Regions from separate parts of the Mus musculus genome. Here region 1 is linked to region 2. The links are chromatin loops, found by intact Hi-C in ENCODE. Cell type or tissue: gastrocnemius. All regions are shown on one strand. Links, peaks and the distances in the headings refer to the core of each region. The heading gives the core; the rest is flanking DNA.

Region 1 (5,383 bases), core at 185-5,184, 52 kb after region 2:
AGATCTAGTCCACTCCTGGAGTTACAGTGAGCCAAGAATTGGAACTGGAACAGGGGTGTGGTGTAACCTTGAAAGGCCTGTCCCTAATGACCTGTTTGCACCAGCTGGCTTGGACTTCCTTTCTCAAAGGTTCTACAACCTCCCAAAATAGCATTGCCAGCTGGGGACCAAGTGTTTATAGCATGAGCCTGGGGGATATGTTTCAGGCTCACATCATAACAGACCTATTAAATAAGTGGCACTTAGTCCTTCTGAGAACTGTTAAGATTATATTCTGTTTTGTGTATAAATTGTGTAGGTATTGTCTTCACTCAATTGAAAAAAAGTGATATTTATCCATTTTATTTTATTTGTGGTTTTGGCTGCATGTATGTCTGTATACCACATGCATACTCAGGGTGCCTATGCGGGTAGAAAGAAGGCATCAAATCCCATGAAATTGGAGTTGTGGAGATTTGTGAACCACCACGTGGGTCTTGGGAACCGAAGCCAGGTCCTCTGCAGGAGCAACAAGTACTCAACCACTGAGCCGTCTCTCCAGCCCCTTCACTCAATTTTCAATGCCATGATTGCAGAGACAATCGCCTCTCAGTATTCGGGGGGGCATTGCTCCTAGTACTCTGCTGGACACCAAATCCTAACAATGCTTATGTCCCTGTAAATAATGACAGATTATTTGCATGAAATCTAGGTGCATTCTCCATATACTTCAATAACCTCTAGATGACTTATAATACCTAGTACAATATAAATACTATGCAAATGGTTGTTATATTGTAAATATACAGAGATATATAGAATACACACACATGTGTGTAGACATACACATAAACTCAGCTCAGTTATTTCAGCTCAGTTATTAGGAACTTATGATGAAGAAGTCTACATAGAGATAATTTAGTTTGTATTAGTGTGCATGAGTGTGTGTATGTGTGTGTGTGTGTTGCATGCACATGAGCTCACACGTCCAGCACTCATGTTAAAAATTAAGCATGACAGCATGACCTTCGAATGTGTGCATGGAGGCCAAAAAGGATGCTGAGTGTCTTCCTCTATCACTCTCCATCATATTGCCTGGAGACAGCAGTCTCTCACGGAACTGTTTGGGCTAGGCTGGCTGGCCAGTGGGCTTTCAGACCTGCCTTTCTCCCTACACCTCCTCCCCCATCCCTGCCTGCCCTGCACCCCCCCTGCCCACCACCCCCTGCCAAGAGGGATTAGAGACAAACAAAACCAACAAAACAAAAAAGGACAGCCAGGGCCACCCAGAGAAACCCTGACTTGAAAAAGACCAAAACAAACAAACAAACAAACAAACCAGAACAAAACAAAGAAACTTTCCAAGCAGTTTTTCAAACTCTAGAAGCCTCTGGCCTTACGGGGAATTCTAGGAGATGTCAGCCCCAACTTTGTTCCAGAGAAAAGTTTTGCCAATCTCAGAGACACCCAGCATGTAAGGGGTGGGAGGTAGGAGGAAAGCATGCACGAAGGGGGTCATGGGGAGCTCTTGTCTGAGATGACCCTTCAGCTGTCCATATTATCCTTGAGCACACATCCTTTGCTGTCTTCTGTTACTCTTTCTCTGTCTGCATGTGTGTTTTACCTCCAGAGTTTTTCAACTGCTATATGGCCAACTTCTCATCTCTCCCCACCCCCCTCACCCCCAACTCTTACTGTGCCTCTCTATGAGTAATGGACTTTAGTGACTTTTGTGTAGGAATTGCCTAGCTTCACCATACTTAAACTTCCATAAAAATTTCATGCAATGGGTATTTGTTTGAATTAAAATACATGACAATATCTCTAACAGTGTACTGAGTCTTTAGCGAACTCACTTAAGCTGGAAATGTCCATTCACATTGTACCAGGAGAGAGCAAGAAAGGATAAACATGTATTTAAGTTGTTCCAGGTACCTATCATCTGCTTTAATTCCCATCATTATCTTTTGAGGAGAGATTAAGTATTTGTCAAAGGTCACACCATGACAGAGCGGGGATGCCAACCATCAAAGCTCTGGTTCTTCTCACTGTACCACACTGTCATACAACCACTAGGAAGGCCCTTTCAGATATAGTTAAATTCTTATCACTCCTCGCTTGGGCAGCTACTCACTAAGGTAGAAATGAAATAGATTCAGTTAATAGAGTAGCAGAAAGAAAATCAACCCCAAGCTAGAGCAAGCACCCTCACTTCCCTGGACTTCAAGGTCTTATTGGCACACATGTTTGAACAGAGTTATGTCAACACTGAAGTAAATAACACCCAAGCAGTTCCTATCAAGTAGCCTACCCAATGGCTGAAAGGACAGACCAGTTTCTTTCTATGGAGCTTCTGTGTTTGAGTGGAAATCCTTCTTTTTACAGTGTGTCAAATGAAAGTCAGTACTCAGGGCTGACATTCATATCTCTTGAGCAGATGCTTCTAATGCAGCTAACATTACACCTGGAAGTGGCATTTGCTTATTCATAAATGAGCAGATTAAGCACTGATCCAACATTTCTCAGCAGCACCCACCATCATGGAAGGTAAATTGGTACCACTGTCAATATCCTTTGAACTATCATTTGGGAAGAGATTAGGGCGGGGAAAGTCCTCTCTTCCAAGTCCCTCAACTGCTGCCTTGTCCATCTGTCCTTCCTTCCTCCCTTCTCTCCCTCCCTCCCTCCCTCCCTCCCTCCCTCCCTCCCTCTTTTCCTCCTTTCCTTCCTACTTTTGGTCCTTTCCTCCTTTCCTTCCTACTTTTGGTCCTTTCCTCCTTTCCTTCCTACTTTTGGTCCTTTCCTCCTTTCCTTCCTACTTTTGGTCCTGCTTCTATATCTTGAGTGCCAGGATTATAGATGCACACCACTTCTGCACCTTGTATTTCTCAGACCACAGGCTTAGTGTGTCAGAAGTGGGTTGTGCCTCTGCCTATTCCCAGGTGTGTACATTTGAGTGCTTTGCTCAATGTCTCATGTCTTTAATCTCAGCACCCAGGAGGCAGAGGCAGGTGGATCTGCGTTCAAGGCCAGCCTAGTCTACATAGTTAGTTCCAGGACAGCCAGGGCTACACAGAAAAACCCTGTTTCAAAAACTAAATAAACTAAATTAATCGTTTTAAAAGAGAAAAATTAAAACACTTGGTGTATCTGCCACAATACTCTGTAAACAGAAACCAAGATTTTAAGCCCCAAAACACAGAAGAAGAAGAAAAAAAAAACAAAAACAAACAACAGAAACAAACAAACAACCCTTTGTGCTGGGAACCACATCCCCATTTGGAATATAAGGTACATCACAGTCTAACTCCAGGCCTTACCTCCCCAGATTTTTATCTCCTGGAGTCTACAGAAACTTTCTTAGAACTTGTAAGGAAGAAGAGTTCCTCCTTTGGTTTCTCAGATTCTTTTACACATCTTAGAGCTGTCTTTTATACACAGACTCTGGCCAGTGGATATGATCCCCATCCTAGACTGTGAGGGAATACAACATGGCCCACGTTTCTATCTGTTTGCAGCCATTGGTGGATGCGTGGGTAGACAAAATGATCTATACAAGGCAGGGAGCAACACAACCACTTGGGGGAACTGAGTCCTAGAACTCACATTGCTAGGTGAGGCAACCTTTGTTCTCCAGACTTGCCTAAGCTTGAACCTGAACAGACAGATTAAGGACATGACGGTCACAGAACTGTTAGCTTGTCAAGGGTGGTTAAGAAGCCTTCATAAACTTTCCAGGGAAATGCATGGTTAGTGCTGATATCAGGCGTAACCAACCTAGGATAAAGCACCTTGTTAACCAGGGAGCCTAGGAAAGATGATCCATTTGAGTTTCCCTTGCAGCTCACAAGGTTAACAGGTCCACCAGTGAGGAACAAGTCTTTTCAGGCCTGATCTGCTCCCTGCAGGGTGGTAGCCCTGCTCCCTGTGGTTGTGTTCACGGAAGCCAGTGATGTAAGATCTAAAGATAGAACGCAGCTACGGAGATAGGTCATCTGGAGGCAGCCCTTCAGAAGAGCTGTAGAGCATTCTAGAATGCAAGGGAGCAGGGATGGAAGTGAAGATCTTGACTTGGTAAGAAACATCAATCCCTGACTTATTCTTTTTACTAGAGGTAACTGAAGATGGTAATGTTTATTAGTTGATGGCTTGCTTGTGCTTTCCGCTGTTTTGAAGTAAGGTACTAGCTTTGTTTCCCATGAACCCATGGGCTCCCCCAAAAAGTAGATGTTTTCTCAACTCCATATCAGATGCTTTCACATAAATATCCCAAACCACCCATGTCAGAAGGGTTTCCACCATGGACACCGCCAATCTTGACACTGAGGTTTCTCACACCATCCCTTCTCAGGCAGGCTAGTAAACATCTGTTAGCATGCTACTGATTTTACAGTGGAAGATCCAAAACATAACAGTTTGGTCATGTAAATGACGAGTCAAGAAAAAGTGTACACAGACAGTAAAGCAAGGTTTAGCACATCTTTGCCTTAATCCTTCCTGCCACTGTGGGAGCGTGGTCCCTGCCTGGTTCTAGGAATTTTATGTGTAGATAACTGTAAAGTCTGTTACGGGCTGTCAGGGGCTGCTGAAAGGACAGGCACAAAATCGTCTGGTGTACTCTAAAGTAACCAGTGTCTACAGATGTTGCTGAAGCTTAGAAAAATAGAACGTGCTGGAGGCCAGAGGCCACAGGTGAGCTGTGCAGTAAAACTCCACAGGCCTGGGAAGAGAGAGTTTCTTTGGGAAGCTGGCAGTCACTCTGAGCCTCCACACATAGGTTCCTGCCTCACCTAGGTTCACAGTCATCTAATCAGCCAACCATGGACTAAAACTTCCGAGACCATCAACCAAAACAAACACTTCTTAAGGGAAGAAAGGCTTCATAGGAAACCAGCTCTGCCAAGACTGTGTTTATCCAGAAGAGTAAGAAAATAAATTTCTGTTACTTAAGCTGCCCAGGTTTAAACAATACAACAAAGGCTTAAATAAACCCAAACCAACAAAACCAGCAAGACTCCTGTCTCTCCATCTCAGCAGACCGGGTGTCCGGGTTGTGGGGTTGTAGTTGGGTTTAACACTTAGCCACATTTACGGTGAACTTAATCACCCTACGAGAAAAAGCAGGATTTTAAAAATGTCCAGGACTTTTCTCACCTAGTACCTTGCCCTGACTATCTTCATGGCTTTCTGGATTTTCCCATAGACAAAGGTGCTTCAAAAATAGTAACAAATAAAAAAATGGTAGGCCTTGGGAAGCTTAGGTTAGGAGGCAGTACTTTGTGATTTGTTTTGTTTTTATTGGCTATTCTGTTTATTTATATTTCAAATGTTACCTCCCTTCCTGGTTTCCCCTCCAAAAACCTCCCATTCCACCCCCTCCCACCTCCATAAGGGTACTCCCCCA
Region 2 (5,383 bases), core at 243-5,242:
AATTTTCCTCCCAGAGTTATGGCATCTCTTTCCCTAACCCATTATATTCAAATTTCCACCACATTAATCTAGTGTATAGATTCACGTGCACTCTATTAAGCATCACCTTATAGTAAATGCCTTTTAAGATTGTATTCTAACATAGCTAAAGCCTTTCCCAGTGTTCTTAGATTCCAGATAGCAGCAAGGAGCTTAACCCATTCAGAAAACAATTAGGCACTTGCCATTTTACTCAGCTGTTTACAGATAGAGACTAAAATTCTCACTGAGATAGAAATTCTTATTACAGACTACATTTCATGCCAAGAGCAAATTAGTATACTATACTGAAAATGGACAGTCTCCAGATATAGATAAGAATTAACGAGGCCTAGAGAATTTTGGGGTCAGTGACACTACATTATTCTTGAGGCGTGTCAAGAGTTAACTACCCTGGGGCTATTAACTCTAAGTGTAAAACTCTTGCCTGGCAGAAAGTGCTAATCTCTAATGTAAACATTTATCTGGTTCCTACAAATTCCCTTTGTAGTCACTCCCCTTGCATCTGTGTTAATCTCTAGTGTTATACATTTATCTGGTTCCTTTTGAAGTCACTCCTTTTGCACCTGGAAAAATTCAATGTGCCTTGTTCTGCAATTTATTCTGTATTATAAAAGTCTGATGCTCGACTGGAGCATTGCATTCAGATTCAACACCTCTCTTGTGTGTTTGACTGATTGTCATTTTCATCCTAATCTCTGCCCATCTACTCTAGAGACTCTTTCCTACACAGGCACAGGGGACCAGAGGGCCTGCAGCAAGGCCATTTACCTTAAAGCCAGCATCTTGGTGTCTAGAATAGGTCATACAACCATGCTCTAAAGATGAGCAAAGGCAAAAACCAAGAGCAGGCTGTTACTCAAGTGTCCTTTCTACCTCCTCAGGGAGTCCCAAATGTTCAGCAAAGGAAAAAAAAATGTCTTAGAGAAGCTTAGGTTTGTGGCACTCGAACGCTCGCACATGCACGCACAGCAGTAATATGAAGATTTTTCAACCTGTATTCTGAGGAGCTAAAGGATTCAAGGTGCTATAGCAGTCAAATTTCATTCTGAAGTATATATACTTCAAATTTTCAAATTAAATATGCCTGTACAAAATTAAGTTTTATAGGGAAAAATATTCTACATGCAACCTTTTTGTTTACCCGCAAAACAAAGCTATTCTCAATGATTCTAAGCTTATCTCTGAATACTAAATAAATCACTGATTCTAAAGGAGGCTGTGTCTATTATTTTCCAGTTTAGCCTGTACCGTTCCTTTAAAATTGTTCCAGCAAGTATATCATATACTTGTAGCACATTCAATCAAAGGTCAGGCCAAGCAGACAGACACATCTGCTGGTTTGTGCTGTTATCCCAGAGAGTAGCCAGTTACACAACAACAGATGCATGTTTTGAAGGCTGTACTATAATAAAGGAGTGAGCATGCACAAGCATCCACTTTGCATTTTGTGAGACAAACCAGAAGCATTCGCTAAATAACAAGATTCTTCTTTGAGACAAAAGATTCCACCTATCCATCTTTCAGGCATCTAGGTCAATTTAAATAAAGAGCATCCTTTAAAAATAAAAATCACAAGGTAAATATCAAACTATTCTTATAGGCAATTACTTACACAAGCAAACCAGCCTCTCATATACTGCAACCAAAACTAAACTCACAACATAGTCTCAGAACTCAAGCCGAAGTTCAGCGCTTATTACCACAATTCTGCTGCCTGTACGCCCACCCCAACTGCTTTTGGTATAGGCCCCTGCACTGACCTCTTGATTATTTTCAGTAGGTATGAGTCCTAATCTATGACTGTATACACACTTAATCTCATTGAGAAGCTCGTTAGGTTTTATGTAAATGAAAATGGGGATATGCCCACTCCTAAGTATGGTTGGGGAGAAGCTATTTAGTGTAGATATGAGGGAGCAAACAGCCAGAGGCATGTGGAAGAGTCCAGACTGAACATGGCCAGCAGAATAGACCGGGCAATGGGGGTGAGGGTGGGGGACAGTGAAAGAAAAAGAGGAAAGAGAAGGACAAGAGAGGGGAGCCAACAGAGCATGTGGCCAAAATAGCCCGGTTACAGAGGGAAAAGGGTGGGGGAAGGGAAACAAAGCTCAACAGGCTGGAAAGGTTTAGGGTATGGGTGAGGAGCATGGAGAGGAGCCAGAGCTCTGTAGAAGGTACTTGGGATGCTGAGGTCTTGGTGGCCAGTGTTATATTATATATTAATATATATTAATAGGCACCTCAGTTAACCCATTTGTCCTGAGTTTCTTTGAGACCTAACACTGTGTTCCACTGGGTTTGAAATAGACTCTTGGTTTCTAGAATCAGACTCGACTGATCTGCAGGTTCTCTGCAGGTACTAACATTCCTAGAGGAAGGCATTTCCAGATGGGCTTGTACTAGCTGCCCACCCCATTCACTTGAACTCTTCAAAGAATACATTTCCTGGTGAAAGAGGGCCTAACCAAGAACAAACAAGCCTACTGAGATGGCTCACTAGGTAAAAGCACCTCTGCAGATTGAGTTCCAGATCCCATGGTGGAAGGAAGAACCAAGTCTAGAAAGCTATCCTCTAATCTCCACGTATATGCTGTGCACACACAATAAAAATAAGTACAAATTAACAAAAACTTTGAATTCCCTTTCTGCTTGTCAACAGTGAGGCTCCCATACCTGTAACAGACACCTAGACCTATAACTCAGTGTGACTCAGCCAAGTCCATACCTCTTCTACACCCACAAAGCAGAAACAAGAATCCACCTCACCCAGCCAATATGGCACAAGGCTGACTGGCTATGTCCTAGGCCATTGCCTCTGGGAGCTCAGCCAATGCCTAAGGAGCCCTTGTTCTTAGCTTACCAGGTGGCAGGAAGTCCACATTCTCCTTACCCTCCCACAGCTGCCTATTCCCACCGCTGTGGGAGAGGGAAAGGTTACCTGGAGACAATCTGAATCTGATAATGAAATAAGGGCGAAAATCAGGCACTTCTGTTACTCCCAGAAATGTACCCTAAGAACACACAAAACACACAGAGATTGGGCAGCCTGAGTATTATTGTGTGTTGTTCATAATGGGGATAAAAAAAAAAATCCCTGTAAACATGGGCCTTGAGATGACTCAGTAGTTAGGAGCACGTGCTACTCTTGCTGAGGACCTGAGTTCACTTCCCACATCAGGTAACTCAACTTCTGGGGATGTGACTCTCAATCTCTATTTCTCTCTCCTTCTCTCCCTCTCTCCCTCCCTCTCCCTCTCCTTCTCCTCCTTTTCTTCTTCTCCCTCTCCCCTCTCCCTTTCCTTCCCCCCTCAACTGTATGAATCTGCTTTCTCTCTCCTCCTGCCTTAAAAAGAAAGAAAGGAAGAAGGCAGGAAGGCAGGAAGGCAGGAAGGCAGGCAGGCAGGAAGACAGGCAGGCAGGCAGGAAGGCAGGCAGGCAGGAAGACAGGCAGGCAGGCGGCAGGCAAGCAGGCTAAAAGCAACCTAAATACTTTCTAAATGGATACTGACTTTGAAGGGTAACAACATCCAGACAATACACTTACAACAGTCTTAGCTCTATTATGCAATACAGTCACATTGTTATCCACTGATATATTTTTGTTGTTTTGGGAAGTTTTTTGTTTGCTTGTTTGTTTTTGGCTTTCGAGGCAGAGTTTCTCTGTGTAGCCTGGCTGTCCTAGAACTAGCTCTGTAGACCAGGCTGGCCTCGAACTCACAGAGATCCACCTGCCTCTTCCTCCCAAGTGTGATAGGTTCTTTACATCTCATCTACTACTCACACTAACACTACTCTGAGGAAAACATCATCACATCACTTTATAAAAAGGAAAATCAAGATTCATAAACAGTTTAATCCAAGGCTACTTACATAGCTAAGTGTGTTCAGCTTGACTCACTGGTTTTGCAGCTAACAAAAGCTACTTAAGCTGGACGTGCCACTACAACAGGCAACGTGTTTGCTAAGCTTCCCTCCAGCGTGTATTCTGAAGGCTTGCAGAAGATGCAGAGACAGAACAAGCTGCTCAGCTACTTCCAATATTAACTAATGCTCCTCTGCTTTTTAAATGTATACAACGGTGAAATCATCTGTCCAGCATCAAACAATCTCCAAGGCATCTCTGAGGACTTCTGACTACTCTACTCTCCCACGGTAACATCCTGAGGGTAACACAAAGGAAATAAGAGAGCATGTCCACCTTAGTCAGGGTTACTAATACTAGGATGAGACGCCATGATCAAAAGCAACCTGGGGAGGAAAAGGTTTATTTCACTCCATTCCACAGAACAGCTCATCATCAAAAGCAATAAAGTGAGAGCAGGAACTCAAGCAGCATAGGAACCAGAAGACAGGAGCTGATGCAGAGGCCATGGAGGGGGGCTGCTTACTGGCTTGCCCCAATGGCTTGCTCAGTCTGATTGCTTATAGAACCCAGAGCCACAAACTCACAATGTGTTGGGAATCGATCACTAATTAAGAAATGCCCAACAGGTGGATCTTACAGAGGCATTTTCTCAATTGAGGGTCCTTCCTTTCAGATAACCCTAGCTTGTGTGAGGTTGACATAAAACTAGCTAGCACATCCACCATGAACTCAAAGCTCTTTATCCCTGCTAAAAGTCAAAAGCCATTGCTGATACAGCCTGCAGCCATGGAAAAATATAAAGACTGTGTGCTCGTGCATGCTCATGTTTGTGAGAGTGCATGTTCCTGTGTGTGAGCACTCACACACGTATGCGCATACATGCAAATAAATATAATTAAAACTGCACTATTAGCCATGCCAAACATTTTACACATTTACGCAGTGACACATAAAGGGCTACCACTGTTACTTCAATCCTATAAATAAGCAAACTCAGATACAAAGAAACCAAGCTTCTTGAAATTCCCACAGCTAAGAAAATGTACCCCCTCCCCTTTCCTGGTGTAGCAGAACACAGAGCTCCCTTCCTCAGAGTGGCTTTGAACTTCTGGATTCTTAGATTCCAGGAAGCTATCTAGAGCAACAAAAGTCAGCATCAAGGTATCAGATGTGAACAATCTACAGCTCAGGAAAACCGTTCCTGAACACAGCAGTTCTCAGCCCTGAGCAGTCTTCGCCTCAACAGGACGCACCGTTCTCTGGGTAGGGCTCCAGGGAAGTGAGGAGACTTCTGAGGACGTGCACACTGCTGGGGACACCACCTCTCTACCTGAGGCCCTCCCCTCAGCCTCCCTCAATGACATGGGCAGTATGATGCTGCTGGCCCCTCACAGGAGCTTGAACACAGGCCTGCAGGATTAACTCTAGCCCTGAGGACCTTCTTGTCACTGATGCCATTGCAGGATGGAGTTAGCC

The links. Hi-C counts contacts between places; a loop is a spot of excess contacts. Peaks named below come from ENCODE experiments on the same cell type or tissue, not always from the same donor. Only the 100,000 strongest peaks of a DNase experiment are listed, where the experiment ranks them.
Region 1: a loop joins it to region 2, with 2.3 times the contacts of the local background. A loop is called at or near these places in 1 of 42 quality-filtered maps.

The regions. Positions count from the first base shown.
Region 1 is chr4:101,280,218-101,285,600 of GRCm38, forward strand. No RefSeq gene overlaps it. Among named protein-coding and RNA genes, the nearest start is that of Gm25124, 12 kb to the left of the region's middle. In gastrocnemius, for the core only: no CTCF peak of the experiment used is centred there; no DNase peak of the experiment used is centred there; H3K27ac peaks cover 2,473 bases.
Region 2 is chr4:101,227,955-101,233,337 of GRCm38, forward strand. The region is part of intron 1 of Jak1 (Janus kinase 1); the gene reads right to left. Among named protein-coding and RNA genes, the nearest start is that of Jak1, 35 kb to the right of the region's middle. In gastrocnemius, for the core only: no CTCF peak of the experiment used is centred there; a DNase peak (open chromatin) is centred at 2,851; H3K27ac peaks cover 1,305 bases.